2 separate regions of the Mus musculus genome follow, and region 2 is linked to region 1. A link is a loop called in an ENCODE intact Hi-C map of the cell type or tissue named here. Cell type or tissue: heart. All regions are shown on one strand. Links, peaks and the distances in the headings refer to the core of each region. The heading gives the core; the rest is flanking DNA.

Region 1 (11,047 bases), core at 1,985-9,984:
GAGCAGCTGTTTGAGCCCTCTCATCTTGTCTGCCATCCCTGGATACAACACAGTGGAAGAGGAGAACCAACTTCGCCAAGTTGTCCTGTGACCTCCACATTTGTACACATATATAAATCAAATGTAAAAGGTGGACACGTGTGTAGGCCAGAGGACAACTTGCAGGAGCCATTTCTTCTGCCCTGTGTGTCCTGTGCATTGAACTCATGTCAGGCAAGCACTGAGTCAATCTCACTGGCCCATTAAAAATAATTTTTAAATGGTTGCCAAATGTAGATATGTGTAGGTTAGTTAGGTCTTCCTGGGGTGTCAAGCTTTTCATTCTGCAGATAGCATTTTCTGAAGCTCAGAAAATGTAACTACCTTCTTTGTATCTGCCATCTTTGCTGCTCTGACCTAGAACAGCAAGTGCCCCTATCTATACAGGCGCCAGCGCTGTAGTCTCGGTGTGGCTCATCTCTTTCATAATTCTCTCTCTTCTACCCCAGAAAGCTGCGGGTCCTCGGGGCCTGGCCTTGGGCGAAAGTAATTATCCCTGGACTGGTGGACTCTGTTTGCTTGGGTCCAACATTCCTGAGTCTCTGTGGCTTAGGTGAGGAAGATAAGCTGCCCGAAGGCCACCTGAGGGAAGGGGTTCTGGTCAATTTTCTGACTCCCATTATCTCTGTAGCAGCAGCTGTCAGCAGGTAAGTGCAATGTGTGACAGGTAAGTGCAATGTGTGACTCACTAGTGACAGGACTCCATGCTTGGGTGGGGTAGGAAGGATCCCAGAACCAGGTGCTGCTGCTTGAAGCAGCTGCCGCAAGCTGGGGCCTCTCTGTGGGAGCTGGCTACAAGGGCAGACCCACCCTTAGGTCCTAGACCTGGACCCTCTCTGCGTTGAAGGAAGCATGGTTACAGCAGCCCACCACTGTGTGAGCATCTAAGTGTGCGAAGCTCTGCTCGGGAGCCCAGGCTCCACTTGACGTTCTATTCCTAATCCTTGTTTTTCTACCCAGTTATCTCATGGTAAAATCTCCAAATGCCTCCACACACCAAATCATGGATCTCTCTCTCTCTCTCTCTCTCTCTCTCTCTCTCTCTTTCTCTCTCTCTCTCTCTCTCTCTCTCAATTTTCATGTGAACTACCCCCGACAAACCCCAACATAGTGGTATTATCACAACGCTCAGTTGCCAAGCACCTAGGACTCTTGTACATGATTGAGACTTCACTGGAACCTCACCTCTCTTTGAGTACTGTCCAGGGCTTCCCTCACTTTCATAGGAATTCCCAAACTTCTACAGCTCTGTTTGTTCTATACATGAGAATCCCAGATTTGAATACCTTCCAAGATTTAACATACAAGCCATCGTTCCTACTGACCAACCCGGTCTACTTTCCTTCATGGGTATGGGGTCAATATTAGCCAACAAGAAGAGTGTGTCCATGCCCAGCAGTGGTCACTGTGCAGCACTGGCCTGATTGATCTCATCTTAAACCCACCATAATTCCCTGAGGTAGGTTCCAAGAATCCCACCTAGCAGATGAGAAGACTCAGGATGGACAAATAAATGAGATCTTTCTTTTTAGGAGAGTAGTATTTAAAAAAAAAATCAAATCACTTGTAGTGTGATGGGGAACAAGGAGATGTGTTCCACTGTTTTGTGTTACTCCCCTTCCCACTCCTGCCTCAAACACTTAAGATAATCCACTTAGAAAAAATTTACTTCACTTTATGGCCTCAGAGGTTCCCATCTATGACCAAGTAGTTCTGATGCTTTGAGGGTCTGCCAGGAAACAGCTTGCAGCCACAAAGTAAACAAGGGGAAAAGAGAGCAAGAAGGATCCCACAAGTCCTGCTGAGGCAAGCCCCTCAATAACCTAACCCTCAGAGGCAGGTGGATTTCTGAGTTCGAGGCCAGTCTGGTCTATAAAGTGAGTTCCAGGACAGCCAGGGCTACACAGAGAAACCCTGTCTCGAAAAACCAAAAAACCAAAAAACCAACAACAAAAACAAAACAAAACAACCCTAACCCTCTCTTAGCAGGCCCCACCTCTGAAAGGGTCCACTGCCCCCCAAGGGCCCCATGCTGCTGAGCAAACCTTACTTTTGGACAATATTCCAGACCCAAACTAAACCACTTTTGTAGCTGAGTATAAACCTTGAACTGACCTCCTGCCTCAACCTTCTGAGTGCTAGGATTATACGTATGATTTACATGGAGCTGGGGATCAAAGCCCGAGCTTCATGCATGTAAATACTCCACCAGTTGAGCTACATCCGTGGGCCTGGCAATCAGGATTTTATTCTGTAGCTCTGGTTGGCCTTGACTCACAGAAATCTGCCCTTTTCTCTCTAGTGCTAGGATTAAAAGCGTTCAGCGCCAAGCCCATCCCCAGCAGTCTTTTAAAGCTATGAAGTAGTTTTGGCTTTCTCTTCTGGCTCTAAAAGGAAATACTTTGCAGAAATAGTTTCCGAGTCTTCCAGGTTGTTTCTAGTTCCATGCTGACAGACACTGCTTCCAGCCCCCATTTTCACTGCTAATGCACTTTTCCTTAATCGTGACTCTGTCGTCTGGTGGTAATTCCTACTTCTCAACTGCTGTAGCCCAGAAGCCAGTGGTAGTGTGAGGAACAGTCTCTGTACCTCTCAGTGAGTTGTGAAAGAAGCCACTACATGCTACAGTGTAGACCTCTCACTCTCTGTCTGGCTCATCATTGTGTTTAGTTCTAAAAGGTGGTAGGCAGGGCTGGAAAGTTGGCTCAGCAGATAAGAGCATTTGCGGCTCTTACAGTGAACCCTAGGTTCAAATCCCAGCATCCACATGGTGGCTCACAACCATCTGTAACTCCAGTTCCAGGGGATCTGTTGTTCCTGTCTGACCTGTGTGGGCACCAAGCACACATATATGCAAAGGAAACACTCACATATAAAATGAATAGGAAACACATATAAAATGAATAAACTCTAACTGCACCCCCACACACACAAAAAAAGAAACTAAGAAAGAGTGTGGCTCTCAGTGTGGCTCCTGGAACCACACTCAAAATGTTAGGCCTCTGCCCAGGGAAGACCCAAGTCTGAACAGAACGAAGTTGTTGGAGTCAGAATGACGAAGCTTACAAAACATTCCCTCCACTCTTCTCTTGCATAAAGCACTCGAGAACGTGAAGTGTGGGTCTCTGTTTCTGTCTAACTCCACTGGCCATCAGATTCATTTCAAGGCTGCTCGTGGTTTCACATGGTTTTCTGTCAATCTCACTATTTTCATGGGTTTTGCATCTTTTCCTCTAAGCTCATAGAATACTTTAGTTAAAATTATGAAGTGTTTTACTGGGGGTTGAAAAGTCCAATTTTCCTTGTATTTTTTTTTTAACAAAGTCATCTGTAGCTTCAGGATACTCATAAATACATACCGCTTTGTTGTTGTTGACACCTGCTCCCGTAGTCCTTTTAGTGAGGAATTCATCATTCCCAAAGCAATCCATACGCTTCTCCACTCACATCTACCCGTGCAGTTTCCTCTGGCACAAACCCTCTTCATTTTTGGCCATTAGCAATTCAAGAACGGGATATGTTCAACCCGCTACCTTGTTTTGAGCTTGGGGGACACTGACTCCATTCTTTTTATTAGTTGTTTTATTGATTTACATGTGGAATGTTGTCCCCCTTCCTGGTTTTCCTTCCACAAACCTCCCCCCATCCCATCCCCCATCCCCCTGCTTCTATGAGGGTGCTCCTCCACCTACCTACCCATTCCCACCTCACCGCTCGTGCCTCCTCCTATGCTGGGGCATCGAGCCTCCACAGGACCAAGGGCCTCCCCTCCCATTGATGGCCGACTAGGCCATTCTCTGCTACATATGCAGCTGGAGCCATGGGTCCCTTCATGTGTACTCTTTAGTTGTTGGTTTAGTCCCTGGGAGCTCTGGGGGTACTGGTTGGTTGATATTGTTGTTCCTCCTATGGGGCTGCAAACCCCTTCAGCTCCTCCAGTCCTTGCCCTAGCTCTTCCATTGGGGTCCTCAGGCCCAGTCTAATGACTGGCTGTGAGCATCTCCATCTGTATTTGTCAGACACTGGCAGAGCCTCTCAGGAGACAGCCATACCAGGCTCCTGTCAGCAAGCACTTCTTGGCATCAGCAATAGTGTCTGGGTTTGATGTCTGTGGACAGAATGGATCCCCAGGTGAGGGCAGTCCCCAGATGGCCCTTCCTTCAGTCTCCGCTCCATATTTTGTCCCTGTCTTTCCTTCTGACAGGAACATTTCTGGGTTAAGAATTTTGAGATGGGTGGGTGGCCCCATCCCTCAAATGGGGGCAATGTCTATCTACTGGAGGTGGTCTCTACAGGTTCTATCTCTCCTTTGTTGGTTATTTCAGCTAAAGTCATCCCTGTTGGGTCCTGGTAATGTCTCGCTTCTGGGACTTTATAGTGGCTACCCCCAGTTCCCCATCTCCCACTGCTACACACCTCTGTTCAATTTCCTGACCCTCTGTACTTCTCTCCTGTCTCTTCCCAAACCTGATCTTGCCCCCCTTATTCCCTCCCCCGCCTCTCTCCCTCCCAGGTCCCTCCCTCCCTCTGCCTTCTGTGATTATTTTGTTCCCACTTTTACATAGGATTGGAGCATCCAACTTTGGTCTTCCTTCTTCTTAAGCTTCATATGGTCTGTGAGTTGTACTGTACATTTTTGTTGCCCTGGCTAGCCTAAAACTCTCTATGTAGACTATGTTGATCCCTGAACTCAGAGATCTGACTGCCTCTTCTGTCAGGGTGCTGGAATTAAAGGGCATATGCCACCACACCCAGCCTGACTACATTTTTATGAGTACAACCAGTTTAACTTCAATTTTAACAATACGATGAATTTATTTTTGGCATAGGATCTTGCAGTGTAGGCCAGGCTAGCCTCAAAGTAGTAATCCTCCTGCCTCAGATCTTAAGTGCTGGGATTACAGGATGTGTACCACCATACTAAGCTTCAGTCTGGATAAATTTTATAAAGAATATATTTCTTTTGAAAGAAATGGGGGCACACACCTTTAATCACAGCCCTTGGAAGGCAGGGACAGGCAGATCTCTGTGAGTGAAGGTTAGTCTGATCTACATAGCAAGTTCCCAGTCCAGCTAGAGCTACCTAGTGAGACCCTGTCTCAAAAAAAAAAAAAAAAAAAAAAAAAAAAAAAAAAAAAACCAAAAACAAAAGAATGTATTTCTCAGGCCGGAGTGGATGGGTGGGTGGGGGAGCACCCTCATAGAAGCAGTGGGGATAGGATGGGGGTTTGCAGAGGGGAAACCAGGAAGGGGAATAACATTTGAAATGCAAATAAATAAAATAACCAGTAATAAAAAGAATATATTTCTCTGTACAAATTCAAATCCACTTAATTGGTTTAATATCAGTTTCCTTCTAATATAGTGCAAGTAAACTATTTCTAGTATTTTTGTATCTTTTAAACTTTTACTGACATTATTTTAATCTGTAAAATTCCTGTTCCTATAAATGTTACCAAATTGAACCTGGCATGCTGGTTTACACACTGACTATCCACAGAGCCAAGAAGAGTTCCAGGATAGTCAGAGCCACACAGAGGAACCTTGTCTCCAAAACAAAACAAAAACAAAAACAAACAAACAAACAAAACGAAACAAAAAACGACTGGCTGGGGAGATGGCTCATTGACTGCTCTTTCAGAGGTCCTGAGTTTAATTCCCAGCAACCTCACAACCATCTAAAGGGATCTGGTGCCCTCTTCTGGTTTGTCTGAGTATAGCTACAGTGTACTCATACCCATACAATAAATAAGAAAAAAATCTTTTTTAAAAAAACAAAACAAAACAGAAGCAAAACAAAACAAAACAAAACAAAACCTGCCCACATAATTTATTTTTACAATTTTTAAATTTAGAACAGGGTTTCTCTCCATGTAGCACTGACTTTCCTCAACTTGCTGTTTAAGTGAGGTTGTTGAACAACAGTGGTCAACCTGCCTCTGCTTCCCAGATGCTGGGAGTAAAAGCATATGTCACCACACTTGGCTATTTTTTTTAACCATTTGTTAAACGTATTATGAGTGAGCTAGTTTACTGTCTCTATTATAATTTTCTGTATTTGAAAAATCTCATCAGCCTAAATTTTGTCAGAACGTGAGTGATTTTTGACAAAATGCAACAGAAAGCAACAGTGCTCTCATACCTCTGTACATCTAGCCTTACCTGCAACTTTCCACTTACGGCTGTCCCAGCCCACAGCGCAGACCTCAAGTTCTGGGTAGCTATAGTCCCTGGGAACCACCACTCATGGAAATTGGAGGAAAAACCCCTCCGGCTTCCTAGTCTCAGATGGGACGACGCTGAGATGCATTCTATACCTGACTTCTTGTTCCCAAGGAGAGAGGACTGATTTCAGTTGTCCCAAACAGATAATGGTTTTTGATTGATTGATTGATTGATTGATTGATTTGGGGATTTTTGAGCCAGGGTTTCTCTGTATATCCCTAGCTGTCCTGGGATCTGTTCTCAGGCTGGCCTCAAACTCACAGAGTTCACACTATGGGAAACATACCCCTGTACTGAGATGAATACATAACATTTTAAATGTTATTTGTATGTGTGTACATGTACATGCTGGTGTATGCAGTTGTGAGCATTCATGCAGAGATCACAAGAGGATGTCAGGTGGCCTCCCAGATTACCTTCTGCCTATTCCTTTGAAATGGTGTTTCTCCCTAAGTGTAGGGCTTGCATTTCTTGGCTAGGCCCCCAGAGAGCCTGCTGTCTCTGGCTCTGTCACAGATGACATTACAGGGATGCACAGAACGCTTGGGTTATAATGTGGGTTCTCAGATCCAAATTCCAGTCCTCAGGATTGTGAAACACACTCTCTTGAGGACTCATCTCTCCAACACCTCTGATTCCATCTTCTGACCCACCCTCCAACCTTTCCTTCCTAGAATGGTCCCTCAAACTAATCATACTTAAATTCTCTTTTCAGGGGAATTCCAAACTAAGATTACAAATGCAGTTCTATAGTTTTTGCCACTGTCAGTTTAACTTTTATTATTTGAAAATGGTATACATGCTTACAATGTATTTTGGCTGTATCTTACAATGTCACTTTTATTGTTTTTACCAACTCTGCAATATTTTCCATTGTCAACTGCTTTTTTTTCTTTTTTAATTCATGAGTCCAGGCATTGTTTTCATTCAGAACCAATTTTGCCAGGCACTATCTCATGTTATTTCTGCTGGCTGTAGAATACAACAGAGTCAAAGATGGAAATGTTCAGTAAGCAGGTTAAAGTCATAGGCTGGGTCGGGGTGAAGGCCTTGGTCAGAGCATCCTGCCTCGTGTGGCCTCCCCATGCATTTTTGTCTTTCCTCCCTCGGCACCTTCCCCCCTCCTGTATCCTTCCTATTTAATCTACATGACCTAGTAAAAAGTCAGTCTTGCCTGACAAGTGCAAAGTCAGCTCTTCCATCAAATTGGTCCTTGTCTTCCTCGACGGTGAACACAACTCCTGAACTCCCATCACAGGCTACTTTTCCCTCTGGCATTTTTTATTTTCAGCGATTTTTTTTAGCTGTTTACATTCCCTCATTAGCAAAGTGGATCTTACTTGGTTTGTGGTGGCATGTGTTTTACTGGGACCTGCTCCTGCTGGACAAGTGCTTTACCACTGAACCATGTCTCCAGTTCTTTTTGATTTTTGAGGCAGAATCTCACTAGGTTGCCCAAACAAGGCTTTGAACATACAGTTCTTCTGTCTCCGCTAGTAACTGAGCTCACAGACCTGCACCATCACAGTTGCCCTCTCCCCCAAGCTGACTTTGCTCCTGCTGACATCCACACAGCAGCTATTCAGTGAGGGTTTAAAAGGTAAGCTGATGGATGGGTCACACGGTCCCTAATGGAGGAGCTAGAGAAATTACCCAAGGAGCTAAAGGGATCTGCAACCCTATAGGTGGAACAACAATATGAACTAACCAGTACCCGGGAGCTCTTGTCTTTAGCTGCATATGTATCAAAAGATGGCCTAGTCGGCCATCACTGCAAAGAGAGGCCCATTGGACTTGCAAACTTTATATGCCCCAGTACAGGGGAACGCCAGGGCCAAAAAGGGGGAGTGGGTGGGTAGGGGATTGGGGGTGGGTGGGTATGGGGGACCTTTGGGATAGCATTGAAAATGTAAACGAGGAAAATACCTAATAAAAAAATTTTTTTAAAAGAAAAGAAAAGAAAATTAGAGAAATATCAAGGGCTATAGACTTGTCTTGCCATTCTTGCTTGGAGTATAGACAAAAATTACTATAGATGGCATGAGATTTCAAGATGCTTATATACACAAATTCCTGCTTGGAATGGTGGCCTTAACCTGACATTTAGAAATTTTGTTTTCTGGGCTGGTGAGATGGCTCAGTGGGTTAGAGCACCCGACTGCTCTTCCGATGGTCCAGAGTTCAAATCCCAGCAACCACATGGTGGCTCACAACCATCCGTAACAAGATCTGACTCCCTCTTCTGGAGTGTCTGAAGACAGCTACAGTGTACTTACATATAATAAATAAATAAATCTTTAAAAAAAAAAAAGAAATTTTGTTTTCAGGAAGCTAGAAAGAATGAGTTTTATCCCAGAAATTATGCTTCATGTTAAACTCCTGGTTATCTGGAATCTAGAATTCTAATATATGCTTGTCAGAGATCATGTGATGGTTTGTATATGCTTGGCCCAGGAAATGGCACTATTAGCTGGTATGGCCTTGGTTGAGTACATGAGTCACTGTGGGCGTGGGCTTTAAGACCACCCAGTCTTCTCCTAGTTCCATTTGGAACAAGATGTAGAACTCTAAATTTCTCCAGCCCCATGTCTGCCTGGACAATGTCATGTTCTTGCTTTGATGATAATGGACTGAACCTCTGAATCTGTAAGCTAATCCCAAATAAATGCTGTCCTTTATAAAAAATAAAAAATAAAAAAAAAGGTAAGCTGAGGATGTGGCTCTGTGGATCAAGTGGTGCAAATGTGAAAATTGAGAGGATTAGAGTTTGGGTTCCCAGAATCCATATAAATGTCTAGTGGATGCAGCCAGCCACCTATATTCCAGGCCTTTGAAGGCAGAGACAAGGTATTCCAGAGCAAGCTAGATAGATAGACTAGCTGTATGGGCCAGCTCTGGATGTAACTGAGAGAGTCTGCCTCAATGAGTAAGGTGGAACTTGAGAAAGACTGCTACCATCACCCTTAGGCCTCCTAATGCGTTTGCACACGCACCCCCAAATATATCTGCACAGCCATTTAAAAGCTGAGTGTATGCTTTCATTAGAGCAGAGAGCCCTACAAAGAATTATCTTGATTTGCAGATGAGTAGAATGTTAAGTTAGCTTTTGAGTAAGTTTCCTCTGGAACCTTTAAAGTATACCATACCTTTAACAGTGTCTTCATCTGCTTCCTTCTCTCACAACTACTTGACGCTTAATCATTTTGCTTCACCAGGATATGCCCCATCCCTTTGGGTTTTCTCTAGGCAGTTTGCTTTCCACAGTTAGTGAAATGCAACTGTGTAATTATTAAAAATTGCCTCAATAGGGGGATGGAGAGATGGCCCAGTGCTTAAGAACACTTGCTGCTTTTGTAGAGGATCCAGGTTTGGTTTTCGGTACCCACGTTAGCTCACAGTTATCAGGACATCCAACATCCTCTTCTGGCTTTGGTGAACATCAGGTACACACATAGTACACATGCATGCATGCAGGCAGGCAACCGTTAGTGCAGATAAATCTTTTTTTTTAATTGCCTCAGTAACTGAAGATATTTTGGACATTGTCTGAAATAGTGTACTCAAATGTGATAAAGCATAAAGAATCATTCCAAGTCCCATAGTGGCAGGCTGGAGAAAGAACTCATCAGTTAAGCTCTTCCAGAGGATTCGGGTTTGATTCTCAGCACCCGCATGGGAGCTCACAACTGCCTGACCTCCACAGGCATCAAGCATGCACATGGTGCACGAATAGACATGCAGACATAACACCCACAAACATAAGATTTAAATAAAAGCAACAAAACTCCCTAACACAGCCAGCCAGGGTGACACCATATACCTGCAATCCTAGAACGTGGAAGGCTGGAGCAGGAGGGTCTCAAGTTCAAGGCCATTTTGGGTGGCGTGGTGCAAGGCCAACCTGGACTAGTGTGGCCCTGTCTTAGAAAAAAAAAAAAGGAGAAAAAAAAGGAAAAAGAGAAAGAGGCCTGGGTTGGTGACAGGCTCACATCTTTAATATCAGGAGTCAGAGGCAGGCAAATCTCTATGAATTTCAGGCCAGTTCTACATAGTGGGGCCCTGTCTCAAAATAAAGGTGGGGTTAGGGAAGGAAAGAGAGGGAGGAAGGAGAGAAATGAAACTAGAATTAGAATCAAGATACATTTTCATCTATTTGGTATCTAATTTTTTTTGAAGTATAACAATCTGTACCAGTGAGCAGTCAAGTCATGCCCAATACTAATGTGTATAACACTCCACAAATTGTTGGAGCCAAATCCAGCAATATTTGTAACAGACTTTGAGCACTTCGTTTGGGGGCATAAAGATATGGCTAAGTGATAAAATTCTTACTGAGTATACATAAGGCCCTGAGTTTGATGCCCTGCATCACAAAACATAAATAAATAGGATGCTCTAAATTTCATTTTCAGAAAATTAGAGAAATACTCAGAAGTTTGGATGCATTAAGTATATACAAAAATAAAAAGAACTTTAAATTTATGACACTTACATGGAATTATGCACATGCCATGGGACACAAACCATGCCCTGTAAATGTCAAAGGACAAACTATAAGGTTAGTTCTCTTTTGACCATGTGGGAGCCAGGGCTCAAACTTAGGTTGTCGGACTCAGGGCAGCAAGCACTTTCAACCTAAGCCATCTCACTAGCCTTGAAACAAAGAACAAAGTGTAGTGTGTACTACTGGAGACAAGGTCCAATAAATTACAGTATAGCTAGATTACAGAACATCAAGCAATCATTAAAAATGTCTTGAAGGAAATTTAAAAGCTTGGGAAAT
Region 2 (11,047 bases), core at 1,184-9,183, 250 kb before region 1:
GTGGTTTTCCTACCTGCAGTGTGCCGAAAGATGGGGGTGCCCTACTGCATCTTTAAGGGAAAGGCCAGGCTGGGGCACCCCGTCTACAGGAAGACATGCACCACTGTTGCCTTCACACAGGTTAACTCGGAAGACAAGGGTGCTCTGGCTAAGCTGGTGGAAACTATTAGGACCAATTATAATGACCAGATCTGCTGCCACTGGGGAGGCAACATCCTGGGTCCTAAGTCTGTGGCTTGCATTGCTGAGCTGGAAAAGAAAAGGCTAAAGAACTTGCCACTACATTGGGTTAAATGTACACTAAGTTTTCTGTACATAGATATAATTTAAATAATAAAAAGAAAAAGGGAAAAGGAAATAAAAAGGAGATGCACCTAACCCTCAAGAGACTGGAGGCCCCAGAGAGTGGAGAGCTCTGGTAAGGTGGGGGCTGGGGTGGGGACATCTTCATAGAGGGGGTGGGGAGGTATGAGATGTGGAATAGTCAGAGGGTGGACCGGGAGGGGGATAAAAATCTGGAGTGTGAAAAAAAAAGAGTAAATTAAAATTTAAAAAAGAGAAGAGAAGAGAAGAGAAGAGAAGAGAAGAGAAGAGAAGAGAAGAGAAGAGAAGAGAAGAGAAAGAGCCAGGCATAGTGGCACATGAATTTATAATCCCAGCACTTGGGAGACAGAGGTAGGAGAATCTCTGGAGGTTCAAGGCCAGCCTGATCTACAAAGAGAGTCCAGGACAACCAGAGTTCTGTTACACAAAAAAAGCCATGTATCAAACAACAAGAGAGAGAGGGAAGGAGAGGAGAGGAGGGGAGAATAAAGAGGGCCTGGAGAGGTGGTTCAGAGGATAAGAGCACTGGCTACTCTTCCAGATGACCTGGGTTCAACTCCCAGCCCCCACAGGGCAGCTCACAACTGTCTGTAACTCCAGTTCCAGGGGATTCGACACCCTCACACAGACATACATGTAGGCAAAACAGCAAATGCACATAACATAAATAAACTTTTAAAAGGCTACTGAAAAAGAAAAAGAGGAAACATAGAAAGAGGGGGTGGGAGAGATGACTCAACAGTTACGAGTGCTTGCTGCTCTTCCAGAGCAATCGGGGTTAGTGTGCAGCACCCATGTGAACCATCTGTGACTACAGCTTCAAGGGAGCCAACATCCTCTTCCAACATCCATGGGCACCTTCATGCATACATACATACATACATATAAAAATAAATGTTTTAAGTAAGAGTAAGATAAGCCATAAACTGGGAAAACTTGCAAACCACATATCTGACAACAGACTCATGAATAAACTAGAAAAAGTCAATATTCAAGGTTTAAACTAATTGACTTATTCTCTTTGTTAATCTGTATACATCCATGTGTGTGTGAGTGTAAGTATGGCAAATGTATGTGGTACATACATGCATGGGTGTGTGGAGGTACACACCCATGCACTCACAGAAGCCAAAGGAGGATGGCAAGTGCTTCTGTTTTATTCTCAGGCAGTCTTTCACTACCAGACAGAAAAATCCGGCAATCCTCCTGTCTCCACCCCCACAGTGGGTGTGCAAAGCTCTAATGAGCTTCTTCCATGTGTGTTAGGAATTTGAACTCAGATCCTCCTGCTTGTGCGGCAGTGATCTTACCAAGGTCCAACATCGCTAGCAAAAGCAGTAAGACAACCCAAATAGAAGATGGATCAAACGTATACAGAGACATTTTACTAAAAAGGAGATACGGGTGTGAAATTATCATACATAAATATATTCAGTTAACCACCAAGTAAATGCACATTAAAAGCACGGTGAGCTATTCCTACACACTATTGCTAAAAATTCTGACTACAAATGTCACCCAAGATTTGTAGAAATTGAACCACTTATATGTGGTTAATGGGATGTAAAATGGTTGAGCCACTCTAGAAAAGATCTGTAACTTCTTGTAAAGCTAACACACACTTACTATAAGCCCAGAAATTGCACTGTTGTACATTTAACTCAAAGAAATGGATATCTGTTTACACACAAAAAAATGTAAAAATAAAAATTAGGGGCTAGAGATGGCCAAACCGTTTTAGTCAGTTCAGTTCCCAGCACCCACACCAGGTGGCACACAACCACCTCTGTAACTCCAGTTCCAGGGACTACAACTCTCTTCTGGCATCCAAAAGCCAGCACATATGTAGCATACACACAGAGAAACAAACCCACATACACTTTGAGGGGAAGTTAGAAAGACAGGCCTGCTCAGGGACAAACATCTGGATAAGAACTAAGAAAAATAGAAGGACTCAGGGGTTTTAATTTAAAACAACAACAAAGCAGCCTATCTAGACTCATGTCCCACCCCATCTAGACTCATGTCCCACCCCTCAGACTCTCACCTCCCAGTGTCCCCTCCCAGCTCCAAGGAAAGAGCCTGAGAGCCTTTTAGCTTCTGGAAAGCTTCCCACCCCCACCCCCACCCCCCCCCCCCGCATTCCAGTCCTTTTGTCTTTTCTGCTCACTCAGTCCTTTGCCTTTTCCCCCAAAATGAACTCAGCTAACACCAGGATCCCTGTTACAACATGAACAGACACAAAAAAGAACGTTAAACATTTAAAAGAATGACGCAGAGAAAGATTTTTCTGATAAGATAAAAACATGCAAAAATGCGTATGCTCCTGGTTCTTGTCCAATGATAAAAACACGACTCTTTGATCAAGCAGGGATTTAAACATCATGCTAACAATGCACATCTGAGAGACCTGAAAGAAGAATGTGGAGTATTAGGCAAAAGAGTGCCATTTAAAATATTTCCACGTGCATTATTATCTTATTGACGTAAGAAGCTCTGTGCCTGAGCTTAAAAATGCTATATGAAAGGTAGCAGAAAAGCCTTAGCCACTGGCTCAGGGTGGTGAGGATTCAAAACTGATTACTTAACTTTGATAGCATTTAGATATTTCAATCCCCAATGATGAATATAAACTGTTGCCATAATGAATTATGTCTCTGTATATGACAAAAAAATAATACGTGAATTTATCGGGCAAAAAAAAAAATTTCCTCTCAGGCTTCTAGCTTTAGCAATGGGGTAGATTGTGTGATTCATTCATTTATCAAACAATCTTTATTGAGAATATAAAACGTATTAGGTAGGCATTGTTCTTCGTGCTGAAGGTACAACAACGAGTAAATTGGGCAAACTTCCATATCCATATCCCTAAAGAAACTCCCAATCTCATGTGACAAAAAGAACAAAACTAAAGGAAACAGTGGTGAGGATATACATACATATATATTCATATATATATGAATATATACATACATATATATTCATATATATATGAATAAATTTTGAAATAATAATTTTGAGAATATCAAGAGATATCCACCTGGAGAAGGGAGGGGACAGCAGGGTGCAAGTCCATAAGGTACAGGCTGGATCATGACTGAAGATACAGACGTGGAAGCAGAGAAAATATAAAATGGCACCTCAGACCTCCTTTCCTGAGTCTGATCACGTCCCACTGCAGACACTTTACAGAGGAAGTGCTGAGGAAAAACAGGCAGCTGACAGGGGAGGTTGCTATGCAACAGATGAGGGAAGTCATCCAGCCTGGCAGAATTGATGTTGGCCCTTGGGGACAAAATGCTGCAGTCCTTCCTAGCATTAGCCTTCTTTCCTATGCAGGCTCCTCACAGGAGCTGACGCCACAATAAATGGGAAACGCGCTAAGGTCTGCCCGGGACTTGGGAAACGGATGGGTTTGGATTGAGTCATTTCGCATCTGTATGCCATCTTTCTGCGTTTGTTTCCCCAGCTGTCCTGGAAGCACAGCTGGCTGTGTGTCCTTGGGCACGACCCTCTTTGCGGGATTCCTGTTTTGGATAGTAGTGAGTAAACCAGGCTCAGAGAAGTCCACTAAAGTGTAGTGACTATATCTCAGGGGACTCACACAGCGAGGGACAGATAGGGCAGACACTCCTCCCGGAATTCTAAAGCCAAGGCCAGCTTCATTCTGCAAGAACAAGGCAGACACACCTGAATGCTCTGGCCGCTCCAGCAGTCACCAAGAAAGCCTGCGGTCTCGCTCCTGGAGACTGCCTACTAAGAGGAGCACAGAACGAACCTAAAGGGTCCCCACACATGCCAGGCCTCCTAGAACACAAGCCTTATTCCCATGGAACAAATATTGGGGAGAGGACAGCTTGTTATTCCAATAGAGGTTGAAGGAGTGCCCCTGTTCTCAGACTAGATTTTACACTCAGGAAAATCCAGGCCCCTCATGGATGGTTTTGTTTGTCTTTTAGATCAAGTCTCAGAGTTGCACAGCTGGCCTGGAACTCAGGGCTTTCCCTGAGTCCCCAGAGTGCTGGGATTACCAGCCTGCGCAGCGGTGCTGGGGCAGGTTCTGGCCTTTCTGTGTGGTACCAGCTCAATGCCCCGGGCTTCTGCATTAGCTACCTGGTGTGTTAAATGAGAATGTTGCACTCCATCCATCTCCCTAAAACAGCCTGCAAGAAAAACAAGCCCCAGGGCAGACCCCACAGCCCAACGCCTTTCCCTCACCTCTCTAACCCAGCCCTCAAAAAGGGTTTCGATGGGCAAAAACTGCCAAAAGGGCGAGAGAAAAAGCTCATTTTCTGAGTCCAGTGAGAGGAAACCTATAGATCCCCCCCCCCCCCGGGCGACCCTTGCTCCGGTATCTCTGCAATGGTTTTTTTTTTTTTTCTGGCCTTTAAGGTTTCTGCGTCGTAGAGTGGGTGAACTCAGCAGAGGCCTAGCATGTTTCGAAATAAGAGACCCCCGCGGGGGGCCTACCTACGGGGCTCTGCACACGGGGGTGGGCGGGAGCTGCGGACCTGGCTAGAGAGAGTTCGGGAAAAAGGGCGGGACTGAGCATAGACGCATTGCGGAGAAAGGTAGGGGGCTGGTGTGTCGGGCCAGGGGGTGGGACCGAAAGGCGCTGCGCATCTGTTGAAGGAGTGGATGCGTAAGGAGAAGGGGAGGAGGAACCTTTGTCCACTGTCAACCTGGTTGGCGGTGGGATAGTGTGCTGGCAAGGAGGCGGGCTCTCCTCCAAGTGCACATGCGCAACAATGGCTCTGGGATGAAGCTTTTGTTGGGAAAGCAAGCGGGACTCTTATTTGGACAGTGATCTGCTGCGCATGCGCGGCGCGTCCAGAGGCGGTGGGTGGTATATTAGGCGGAGAGGCGGGGTCGCCCGAGCTGCCGCGCTGGCATTTTCTCCTGGACGCGGAGAGAGTGCGGGTGCCGAGAGCCGGACAGAGCCATTCCCGATCCTCTTGAGTCGCGAAGAAGGAAACAGCGAAGGGATTGGGGTTCGGCCCTGAGGCAAGGTGAGGTTCGCCCCCAGACGGGGCATCTGCCCCCCTGGCGCGGCGTCCTTCCGCCATTCTTTTCTCCCAGTCCCTTCACCCTGGATTCGGAAGCCCCCTGCTCTGCCTGCTCCCGGATTCAGACCCTGCTCCCGACCCTTTTCTAATTTGAAACTCCGTCCGTCCCCCTGAATCTTTTCTCCAGTTCCCTCCCCGAATCCTATTTCCCGACCTTGATCCCGTTAGATGGTTCCTCTGAATTCAGAACCTTAATTCAACTTTTCGGACGCCCGTGTCTCCCCGCTCGCCGCCCTCCCTCCCCGCCCCCGTAAACTACCGCATCCACAGCTCCTCTCTGACTCCAAAACGGCAGCGCTGAAGCTTTTCCCTGGCCGCGTCTGAGATTGGAGATGGTCTAGCGGGACGACCGGTTACTTTTCCCGCTCCGCTTAGGCCTGGTTCTCCCCCCGGACTCGGCACCTCACCCGCCCCCAGAATCAAAGCACACACGCACACAGAATTCGGTCCTATGTCTTTTCCTTCTGTAGTGTAATGCCCAGCTCCTCTCTCCCACACCCCCCCCCTTAGGCTCTGCTCTTGCCAGGGAGACGAGAGCTATGGCTCAGAAACCGGACGGCGGTGCAGGCCTCCGCGGCTTCCAGGTGAGGACCCCGCTCCCAATTCCCCCATTTTTCCCCTGCTGACAGTTTACGCCCACCCCCGGCCCCTTAGGTCGCGCGAATGGCAGGATCTGATTTTGCCCTTCTTCCGGCCTAGACACCGCGGGCTCTCAGATTTCTAGCGTTTATCGAATGGGGGGGAGGGGCGGCCCTTTTCAGCCATCGGTCCCTGCTTAGAGAAAGGGGAGACCCTGTTAGTCAGGGCATTCTGCCCAGAGAATGCGGGTTGGGTAAGGAACCATTTTTTTTCCATAACCCTGACGCGTGTAGAGCAGTCTGTCGCCCCATCCCCCAACCTCTCGCCTCCACCCTCCCTTTCTCCACGCCGCGAGACTCCCCCTCCACCCTCTCGGCTTATCCTCCTTGATTCCTCCCTCCTCGGGTCTTGAGCTCCCCACCTCAAGCCTAACCAGTCCGTCTCTAAACCCATTTGGGGCTCAGAGCTTGCACCACATTCCGCACCAGCCCCTGCTGCCACAGACTGTCCCTCACCTTGCCCTGCCCCCTCTACCCTTAATTAAATTTTGTTCGCGCCCCGCCTCCCTTTGACCCGCCTCTGCCCCCACGTCTGAGTACTGTGACGCCTGTCTACAGCTCCCCTGCTGCGTTGCGCCGCGCCCCCCCCCTCCTCTGGTCTGCCATGTAAGGCTCAGAGATTGAAATGTTGCCCCTCCTGTGTTTGCAGGCTGAGGCCTCTGTTGAAGACAGCGCCTTGCTTGTGCAGACCTTGATGGAAGCCATCCAGATCTCCGAGGCTCCGCCCACCAGCCAGGCCACAGCAGCTGCCAGTGGGCCAAATGCTAGTCCCCAGAGTTCACAGCCCCCAACTGCCAATGAGAAGGCTGATACTGAGGTTTCAGCAGCTGCTGCCAGGCCTAAGACAGGCTTTAAGGCCCAGAATGCCACCACAAAGGGGCCAAATGATTACTCTCAGGCACGTAATGCCAAGGAGATGCCCAAGAATCAGTCTAAGGCGGCCTTTAAGTCACAGAATGGCACCCCTAAAGGTCCACATGCTGCCTCTGACTTTTCCCAGGCAGCACCCACAGGCAAATCAGCTAAAAAGTCTGAAATGGCCTTTAAGGGTCAGAATAGCACTAAGGCTGGCCCCGGTACCACCTACAATTTCCCTCAGTCTCCCAGTGCCAATGAGATGACCAACAACCAGCCTAAGACAGCTAAGGCTTGGAATGACACTACTAAGGTCCCTGGAGCTGATGCCCAGACCCAGAATGTAAATCAGGCCAAAATGGCTGACGTAGGGACCAGCGCAGGTATCTCTGAAGCTGATGGTGCAGCAGCCCAGACATCAGCAGATGGCTCCCAGACTCAGAACGTGGAGTCCCGGACTATAATTCGGGGCAAGAGGACCCGCAAGGTGAGATCCCAGCTAGCTTCCCTTTGCTTTGGGCTCTCTCCTTTCTTCCAATTTCCTTGGCTCCAAACACAATAAAGGGCATGGATTTATCTGTATTTTGGCACAGTTGTAGGGGGTGCTAAGGTAACTATTATTCCTGAGCCCAGGTTGTCCACAGGCTGATGATGAGTTGATACAAGGACACAGGCAATATGTGTGTAGGCCATCTTACATTTTGACATTAAACACCATGTCTTAAGCTAGGCAGGCTCACACAGAATCAATTAGATCTTGAAGATGTACCTCACTCTCTAGAGAGAACAGAGTCAGGAAGAAACGAGTTCAGGGTGAAACCAAGCACTGTCCGTAGTCACACAGGAAAAGGAGAAATCTAGGTCCCACTTTCTGTTTGTTTGTTTGTTTTTTCCTTTGTCTGGTTTGGAGATGAAACGCCTGTCTGAAAGACAAAGAGAATCAAAGTGACCAGTGGCTAGTGAGGTGTAGGTGAAGATTCCTAGGTACTTCCTAAGATAGCAACTGGGAGGACCCAGGATTAATAGTGACCCTGAAATTTTCTTCTCTCTAATTATACAGGTTAATAACTTGAATGTGGAAGAGAACAACAGTGGGGATCAAAGGCGTGCCTCACTGGCCTCAGGGAACTGGAGGTCTGCTCCGGTTCCAGTGACCACTCAGCAGAACCCACCTGGAGCACCCCCTAATGTGGTGTGGCAGACACCACTGGCTTGGCAGAACCCATCAGGCTGGCAAAACCAGACAGCCAGGCAGACCCCACCAGCAGCACGTCAGAGTCCCCCAGCTAGGCAGACACCATCAGCTTGGCAGAACCCAGTTGCATGGCAGAATCCAGTGATCTGGCCTAACCCAGTGATCTGGCAGAATCCAGTGATCTGGCCAAACCCCATTGTCTGGCCTGGCCCAATTGTCTGGCCAAACCCAATGGCCTGGCAGAGTACACCTGGATGGCAGAGCCCACCCAGCTGGCAGGCTCCACCTAGTTGGCAGAGCCCTCAAGATTGGCAGGGCCCTCCAGATTGGCAGGTACCACCTGACTGGTCAATGCCTCCTGACTGGTCCTTTCCCTCCGACTGGCCTTTTCCACCTGACTGGATCCCCGCCGACTGGCCAATTCCACCTGACTGGCAGAACTTACGACCCTCACCTAATCTGAGATCCTCCTCCAACTCTCGTGCCTCACAGAACCAGGGTCCTCCACAGCCCCGAGATGTGGCCCTTCTTCAGGAAAGAGTAAGTGCTGTGCCTCTCCACTTAGTTTACTGCAGTCCTTCCATTTATAACCGGCGGCCACGTTTTCTACAAACATCATTTTAATTACTTCTCCCCAGGCAAATAAGTTGGTCAAGTACCTGATGCTTAAAGACTACACGAAGGTGCCCATCAAGCGCTCAGGTAGGTCGTTCTGTCCTTGATGTCCTTGATAGGGGCATCTTTTGCTTATTCTGTCCCCTCCCTCCCATAGCTGCTGATTGTACTTGAGAAGAACCTGACTGGGCTACCCTCAGCAGGGCTGGCACAGGGGCTGGCACTGGACGGTCCAGCTCACTCCAGGTGCTTCCCTTCTCTCCTACAGAAATGCTGAGGGATATCATCCGAGAATACACTGATGTCTATCCAGAAATCATTGAGCGCGCATGCTTTGTCCTGGAGAAGGTAAAGAGTCAGACCTGAGAAACAAGAATGATGGCAAGGACAGGGCTTACAGGGCTGTGACTGCCTGCCTATTGGTAGGTTATCCTAACTGCCGTCATTGATCGGTTTTCTTCTGTAGAAATTTGGAATCCAGCTGAAGGAAATCGACAAAGAAGAGCATCTGTATATTCTCATCAGTACCCCTGAGTCCCTGGCTGGCATACTGGGAACGTAAGATGGGAAAGGAGATGGAGTATGGTCTTTCTAAGTGATGCTTTTTTCCCCTAAGAGTCTCAGTATTCAGTCACATAGGAGGTCATGGGCAGAGTGGGGGCATAATGATCTCTGCTGAGGAATACTGGAGAAGCTAAATTGGTAAGCTTGTGGGGTTTTTCATGCAGATGGCTGCTGGGTATGTATATATCTATATTCTTTTTATACTCCTCTAGGACCAAAGACACACCGAAGCTTGGCCTCCTCTTAGTGATTCTGGGCATTATCTTCATGAATGGCAACCGTGCCACCGAGGGTAAGTGACTGACCTTGGAGCTGGGGCTTGGCTACAGTCTGATTTCCATGCTCACTTTCCATGCCTTGTCTCCTCTTGCCTCCTATCACAGCCGTCCTCTGGGAAGCACTGCGCAAGATGGGACTACGTCCTGGGTATGATTGGGCTCTTTCATCTCAAGTATCATTTAGCAGCAGGGATGCTACCAGAATTGCATTAACCTGGTGGTCTTGGGGGAGTCTAAATTATGGTGTAGAGAGATAGGAAAACAATCTTTAACTCTCTCCTTTACTTCTCTTCAGGCAAATTCTCTGATTGTCGTTTTCCTTTTTACCATCAGGGTGAGACATCCCCTCCTTGGTGACCTGAGAAAACTTCTTACTTACGAGTTTGTAAAGCAGAAGTAAGTGGTTCTTGTAATTCTGACTGCTTGATCTGTGTCAGAAAAGGTTCTCTAAACGTGACTTGCAGCGCACCTGTGTCGGTTCCCAGAATTACTCAGAAGTGTTTACTGAAGATACTCTCGGAGGTAGACTGTTTCTACAGCATGGTTCTAAGAAAGGCCTGTCCACTCTTCCCATAGTACACAGTCTCAGATTGTAAAATCCTGAGGCAACAACTTTAGCATAGTATGGGTTTTTTGTTGTGTTTGTTTGTTTGTTTGTTTGTTTTGCAGACTGCCCATAAACACACTCTTATTTTTCTCAGATACCTGGACTATAGACGAGTGCCCAACAGCAACCCTCCTGAGTATGAGTTCCTCTGGGGCCTCCGCTCCTACCATGAGACTAGCAAGATGAAAGTGCTGAGATTCATTGCAGAGGTAATGGAGGAATCGAGGATAGATTAACCTGTGTAAAAAGGCTGGGGGTAATGGTGTGTTTTTGCAGTCCAGTGCTGGGGAGGTGGAAATGGTGCCTCACAGGGGCTCACGTTCAGCCTGCTTGTTAAGAGACCCTATCTCAAATAATAAGGTGGATGGTACCTGAGGAACAACACCCAAGGTTGGCTTCTATCCTGCACATGTATGTGTACATACATAGCAACACACAAGAAAAACTCAGCTCAGCAATGTATAGATATACACTAGTCATTAACTTATAGACATTCTGCTGCATAATAGATACCCAGGGCTTACTCATTACATCTAGCTGAACTTCATACACTTTAATGAATATGTCCCTATTTCTTGTCCCACTTAAACCCCTGGCAACCACCGTTCTAATCTACTCCTATGAGTCTAGTTTAGATTGTCCACTTATCAATAAAATTACATTACTTGTCTCTGTATTGTCTTGCTTACTATAATGTCCTTCAGCTTCACTCATATGGTCACAAATAGTAGGATTTTCATTTTTAAAGGCTGAATAGTATTCCATTATATATAGTACAGTATTTTCTTTTTGCATCCCTCTTACTGATTATGGTCTTGTTTTTATTTCTCATTGTAGGTTCAGAAGAGAGACCCTCGTGACTGGACTGCACAGTTCATGGAAGCTGCAGATGAAGCCTTGGATGC

What was found. Hi-C counts contacts between places; a loop is a spot of excess contacts. Peaks named below come from ENCODE experiments on the same cell type or tissue, not always from the same donor. Only the 100,000 strongest peaks of a DNase experiment are listed, where the experiment ranks them.
Region 2: it touches region 1 in a loop (11-fold over the local background); 15 of 42 quality-filtered maps call a loop at or near these places.

The regions. Positions count from the first base shown.
Region 1 is chrX:94,283,803-94,294,849 of GRCm38, reverse strand. No RefSeq gene overlaps it. Among named protein-coding and RNA genes, the nearest start is that of Mir7673, 15 kb to the right of the region's middle. In heart, for the core only: a CTCF peak has its summit at 5,750 (motif pointing left); no DNase peak of the experiment used is centred there; H3K27me3 peaks cover 3,888 bases.
Region 2 is chrX:94,536,178-94,547,224 of GRCm38, reverse strand. It overlaps Maged1 (melanoma antigen, family D, 1), which reads left to right and starts at 5,200. Exons shown (of 13, transcript NM_019791.3): 1 at 5,200-5,333; 2 at 5,901-5,974; 3 at 6,678-7,370; 4 at 7,944-8,618; 5 at 8,717-8,780; 6 at 8,962-9,041; 7 at 9,160-9,251; 8 at 9,470-9,549; 9 at 9,641-9,683; 10 at 9,869-9,931; 11 at 10,237-10,351; 12 at 10,980-11,047. The coding sequence starts at 5,930. It also overlaps the pseudogene Gm9005. In heart, for the core only: a CTCF peak has its summit at 2,096 (motif pointing right); DNase peaks (open chromatin) are centred at 5,074, 6,374 and 6,654; H3K4me3 peaks cover 3,359 bases; H3K27ac peaks cover 2,964 bases; H3K27me3 peaks cover 639 bases.